2 separate regions of the Homo sapiens genome follow, and region 1 is linked to region 2. Evidence: chromatin contacts called from ENCODE Hi-C or POLR2A ChIA-PET data. All regions are on one chromosome and are shown on one strand. The core of a region is the stretch at or near the end of the contact, and the rest is flanking DNA. Distances in the headings are between cores, read along the strand shown. Region 1 overlaps USP10 (ubiquitin specific peptidase 10). Region 2 has its middle 56 kb from the start of COTL1.

Evidence for each region. Hi-C counts contacts between places; a loop is a spot of excess contacts on that map. ChIA-PET counts read pairs that join two places held with the same protein, here RNA polymerase II (POLR2A). Pooled maps may share reads with other maps.
Region 1: a pooled map shows a loop between it and region 2 (3-fold over the local background). The contact joins two enhancer-like sites. A Hi-C loop is called at or near these places in 1 of 168 maps with a recorded cell type or tissue (naive thymus-derived CD4-positive, alpha-beta T cell) and 6 of 50 pooled maps. POLR2A ChIA-PET finds 5 or more read pairs at or near these places in 5 of 52 experiments (B cell, GM12878, activated CD4-positive, alpha-beta T cell and 2 more).

What each region holds. Positions count from the first base shown.
Region 1 is chr16:84,725,310-84,728,117 of GRCh38, forward strand. The region is part of intron 1 of USP10 (ubiquitin specific peptidase 10); the gene reads left to right. It overlaps LOC124903737 (a long non-coding RNA gene), which reads right to left. Exons shown (of 3, transcript XR_007065154.1): 3 at 2,172-2,808. Among named protein-coding and RNA genes, the nearest start is that of USP10, 27 kb to the left of the region's middle. RefSeq lists enhancers at 754-1,048, 1,173-1,222, 1,448-1,948. Within about 2 kb of position 1,387, at least 20 of the 41 ENCODE cell types and tissues checked have a DNase peak (open chromatin) inside an H3K27ac peak, as active enhancers do; they include B cell and GM12878, where a contact is called at or near this core.
Region 2 is chr16:84,560,946-84,563,836 of GRCh38, forward strand. No RefSeq gene overlaps it. Among named protein-coding and RNA genes, the nearest start is that of COTL1, 56 kb to the right of the region's middle. RefSeq lists enhancers at 276-1,043, 1,044-1,811. Within about 2 kb of position 1,631, at least 4 of the 41 ENCODE cell types and tissues checked have a DNase peak (open chromatin) inside an H3K27ac peak, as active enhancers do; they include B cell and GM12878, where a contact is called at or near this core.

The DNA of each region.
Region 1 (2,808 bases), core at 137-2,636, 160 kb after region 2:
TGTGGCTTTAACTTAGTATAATGTTTTCAAAGTCATCCTGTTGTAGCATGCATTAGTCTGATGACATTTTCTTTTTCTTTTTCTCTTTCTTTTCTTTTTTCTTTTTTGAGACGGAGTTTTGCTCTTGTTACCCGGGCTGGAGTGCAAATGGCACGATTTCCGCTCACTGCAACCTCTGCCTGCTGGGTTCAAGCAATTCTCCTGCCTCAGCCTCCTGAGTAGCTGAGATTAGAGGCGCCTGCCACCATGCCCGGCTAATTTTTTTTTGTGTTTTTAGTAGAGACAGGGTTTCACCATGTTGGCAGTCTGTTCTCTGACTCCTGACCTCAGGTGATCCACCCGCCTCGGCCCCCCAGAGTGCTGGGATTACAGGTGTGAGCCACCGTGCCCGGCCTGTCTGACGACATTTTCAAACCCGTGTTTCTTAATCCTTTTTAGATCCAAGAGATCCTTTTGGAGATGGGAAGAATTTTAGAAGTTGTCTGGTCCAACATACCTTCATTTTGTAGATGAGATTAAGGCTTTAATCATGCCAAACAGTCTATTGCTCTTTTCATGTTTCCCCAAATTGAGCTTATTTGGATCAGGAGAAGAGGGAGAATACTTTATACTTCTCAGCTTCTTGTGTATTTGACTGTGACCTGGTTATACCATTTGCCACTGTGAGGCTTAGCTGTGCATCTGTGAATGGGAGATTGTTCTTAGAGATTGGTCATAGTTGTCCACCTGCCTCGGAAACTGCAGGTACAAATGCAGCAGCAAAGTATTTACATTCTTACTTCAGGGCTGATCTCCTATTTCTATCAGTCCTTTTGAAGGCAGAGAATGTTAATTTGGAACAACCTGCATATTTATTCAAATTTCCAGAGAGATGAAACTTTCAGAATGCTGTGCTGCAGCGCCCCCTAGTGCCGTGCTGTACTGATAGTCCCCAGCGTCTCCTGAAGCCGAAAGTGGCGTTTCCCGCAGTTCCGGCGGGAGAGCTGTAGCCAGCAGGTTGTGCAAGTGAACATTAGACATCTTTTCTCCTTCTCGCCTTCCTTGGGCTGAGATGGAGGAATGTGTCTTTATTGCTGAGGGCAAGGTCTTTGTTTTTCCTTTAGCAGGAACACTGGTTTTCCCACTTCGTCTAAACCTTTGCCCAGGGTTTCTCAACTCAGGCCCCCTGAGGGCCGTAGTGGCCTCCACACACCTCCAGAAGGTAAACTGAGCCAGCTTAGCCAACAGGCTATGCTTCAGGGAGGAAGGTGTCTTTTGTTCCCATCCCTGCTGTGGTGTGGGCTTGCCCCCCTTTTCTCGAAGTGTTTCTTGTATATTTTTTTCCACATCCTCTTGAGAAAGGATCAGAAAGTAAAGATGTGAACAGTGAGAGTTTTGAAAGCCCGGGATGGAGGCCGGATGGGATATGAGGGGAAGTGGTGGAGGGGAATAAATAGCTTCTCTAGTTCACAGTCTTACTTCCCCTAAAAAGGGGAAGAAATGCCTGAAGCCCTTGTACTTTGCTCCCCCGAATCGCAGGCATTTCTGTGCCGTCCCGCCCCTGGGCATTTCCTATGCAACCACAGGACGCGGGAAAGGAGCGTTTGTTACTGCTTTCTGATACCTCCTTTTGACCCCAGTGTTCTGACTCTGGCAGAGTTGCTGAAACCTTAGGGGGCTTCCCAGTCTTTCCTGATGGTATTTGGTGTAGCTGTGGGAAGGGCAGAGTTAGCCGCAGCAGTGTCACAGTTTCTGTGGTGTGGCATGGCTGACAGGGCCTCCAGGTACCTGCTTTTATTTTAATGACAGCCACCAATATGTCCTAAGCTCTGCACTTTCTTTGAAATTACAAGAAACGATGAACTTACTCGTGCTTTTTAGTCTCCCGTGTGAACTGAATTGTTCTGTATTTTATCTTGCTCTGTTATGGGCAAAACTAATTCATGTCATCAGTGGCATTTCCCTCTTCACTAGGTTGTAAATCCTGTGAAGTCAGACACAGCGTTATTTTCATCTTTATTTTACCCAAACACCTACAATTTTCCCCCCTCATGTGACAGCCTTTGAAATAAGTTAATCTTCCAGAGGAGAGAAAACACTAAACAGTCAAACATAAGGAGAGGGTAAAGGTTTTCCTCATAACCTCACAATTTTCAGTGTTAGCTTTAAAAAAACAAACAAACAAACAAACAAACAAACAAAAACTCTTTATTTGCAAATAGTTTGAAACTTGAAAAGTTGCGGAAAGAAAAATAGTACAAAGAATCCCCAGATGGTCCTTTACCCAGATCCACCTGTTGTTAAGATTAAATCCATTTGCTTAATCATTTGTGTGTGCTGGAATTCTCTGTCTGCAAATACACACTCATACGGATACACATACAGACACACAGACATGGGCTAACAAATGCAAATATACAGACATACAATATTTTTCCAAACCCTTTGAGATTTCAGGGAAGATTACATACACTGTAGCCACTTAATCCTAAATTCTTGAATGTGTATTTCCTAAGAATAGGCATATTCTCTTAAATAACCACAGTAATACGTTACCACTTTCACAAATTTACATTGATGCAGTACTTTTTTCTAACCTGTCCATATTCTAATTTTGGGAGTTGACCATATAATGTCCTTTCTAGAATTTTCCCTTCCAGCACAGGATCCAGTCTAGGGTCAGGAAATGTATTTAGTTATCATGTCTCTAGCTTTTTGTAGTCTGGAAGTTTCCCACAGCCTTTCAGGATATTGACTTTTTTGAACAGCAGTTTCTCCTCCCCTCTTTTGATAACATTCCTCATTTTACCAAACACCTAAAATAACATT
Region 2 (2,891 bases), core at 381-2,880:
ACCCGGGAGGCGGAGGTTGCCGTGAGGCGAGATCACACCACTGCACTCCAGCCTGGGCGACAGAGTGAGACTCCGTTGCAAAAAACAAAACAAAACAAAACAAAACAAAACACACACACAAATTAGCTGGGCATGGTGGTGGGTGCTTATAATCCCAGCTACTTGGGAGGCTGAGGCAGGAGAATCGCTTGAACCTGGGAGGCAGAGATCGTGCCACTGCATTCCTGCCTGGGCAACAGAGGGAGACTCTGCTTCAAAAAAAAAAAAAAAAGAAAAGAAAAGAAAAAAAAAAGGAATTCATTTACATTCAAACAAAAATGGAATGTTGCAGGTGCCTCATCTGTCAGGCTGGGAGGAATCTCGGAGCTGAAAGCAACCCAAGCTTCTCTCGCTCCCAGGAAGTCTCACTGTATTGATGCCACCTGGTCAGCACAGTGCACCGCAGACCAGAACTCCTGGGCTCAAGGTGTCTCCTGCCTGAGCCTCAAATACCTAGGACTACAGGTGTGCGCACTGCGCCTGGCTAGCTTTTGTTTTTATGCTGTTGGGACACCTGGCCATGGTGAAGTTTGGCCGCCTGGTCCTTCTTCCTCTTTGGATAGCAACCTGGATTACTGAAATTCCTGCTCCATCCTTCCTCCAGCCTGCAGGGAGCACCTGCTGAGGGAGTGCTGGGGAGTGCTGTTGTCCTGGTCCATGAGGCAGCTGAGGACCCCGGCAGACTAGCCAGTCTCTTTCCATTGCACAGAATGTTAGGGCTCACTCATTCATTCACTTCTGTGAAATCCTACAGCATGACCTCATGAAAAGATGCTTGAACCCGGCACTGCCTGGGTTCAAATCCTGGCTCAGCTGTTTCCTAGGTGTGTGTGGTAGGCTGTATTTCTCTTCACAAACGTTTGGTGACCCCCCTTGCAAGAGACTGGTACATCCCTGCCCGGCTGAACCTCGTATAGCTGTGTGACTTACCTTGGGAACTCTTCAGAGGAGGCAAGCATCCTGCCTAAGGTCACACGGCCTGTAGGCGGGGAACTCGGGTTCCAACCGTTCCCCTCACACTGTGCTGGCTCCCAGTCCCAGCCCCACCTTCCCAACAGGGATCGAAGAGCCATGTCTTTTGCTCCCTCCCAGACCCTGCCCAGGTGGAGACATTTGTGTACCCAAAGTGATGCCAGCCAAGCCCTAGATTCGTAGCAGCAGCCCACGGGCGGCGACACTGACAAGCAGGGGTAGAAGGATCAGACGGCTCTGTCACTGCCTCGGGGTTAGGCCTGAGCTGTTCATGGCCACAGCCCTTGCTCCAAACGAGGATGGTCCCCCAGGACTGTGCAGAGTCCCCATCGGAATCTAACAGATCACATCACGCTAAGCACCTGGCAAGGCTCAGCTCACTTAGTCCTTGTAATAAATGCATGAGGGAAGTGCTGTGATCTTTAGAGGGGGAAACTGAGGCTCAGAGAGGTGACACTACTGGCCAAGGTCATCTGGCGGGTGAACCACGGACCTCGGACTCAAACCTGAGCCCAAGGCTGAGCTCTGAGCCACGGCTGTGCTGCCTACTGTCTCTTACTGAGTCATCTGGTGGCCGCGGCCGTTTCTGGTTCTTTCAAAAAATTCTTTCTACATCACTTGGACTATGCACATTTTCTGCTTCTTGTTTCTCTCTTTTATGGTTCACTAAGAAATGGGGAACAGAAAGATTTCAACGAGGGCAGCCCATCCTCAGGGCAGGAGCTGCACGGGAACTTTCCCCCAGCCAGGGCCGCACCCTGGGCCTGGACTCCCTCACCAGCCCCAGATAACCTCTGGGGTATAAACACCTGGCACAGCTGAGAAATAGGGCTGAGTGTGGTGGTTCACGCCTGTAATCCCAGCACTTTGGGAGGCCGAGGTGGGTGGATCACAAGGTCAGGAGTTAGACACCAGCCTGGCCAACATGGTGAAACCCTGTCTCTACTAAAAACACAAAAATTCGCTGGGCATGGTGGCGGGCACCTGTAACCCCAGCTACTGGGGAGGCTGAGGCAGGAGAATCGCTGCAACCCAGGAGGCGGAGGTTGCAGTGGGCCGACATAGCGCCATTGCACTCCAGCCTGGGTGACCGAGCAAGACTCTGTCTCAGAAAAAAAAAAAAAAGGCAAGGTTTCTCTGCCTTCAGTGGTCTCATGATCCCTTGGGATCCCCAGCAAAGGCCCAAGCTGCAGTTTTCAAGTTAAAGCCAAGCTCCTTGACACACGAACAAGCTGCTTCAGACCCTGGCTCACCCGTGGGCAAACATTCCATGGAGCTTATGTCCACGCTTTCCTGTTCCTCCCCTCCTTTCCCCGCGTTCTCAGCTCAGGTACCACCTCCTTAGGGAAGCCCTCCCCCATACCCTAGCCAGATCCAGGGCCCTTGTGAGCTCTCATGGAACCTGGGCTTTTTTCTCTGAAGGAGACTTATCCTCATCTGGAAACACACACCCTCTGGTGGGACAAGCTGATTAATATCCATCATCCCTGCTAGACTCAGCCTCCTTGAGGGTGGGGGCTGTCTGAGTTTGTTCATCATCAAATCCCCATACCTAGGCCAGTGCCTGGCACATAGTAGGTGCTCAATAAACCTGTCTGCACTTGCCCTTCAAGATTCCAGTCATGGCTGGGTGCAGTGGCTCACGCCTGTAAGCCCTACACTCTGAGAGGTTGAGGTGGGAGGATCGCTCAAGTCCAGGAGTTTGAGACCAGCCTGGGCAGCATAGGGAGACCTCCTATCTAAAAAAATACAAAACTTAGCTGGGCATGGTGGTGCACACCTGTAGTCCCAGCTACTCAGGAGGCTGAGGCAGAAGGATCGATTGAGCCCAGGAGATGGAGACTGCAGTGAGCTGTGATTGTGCCGCTGCACTCCAGCCT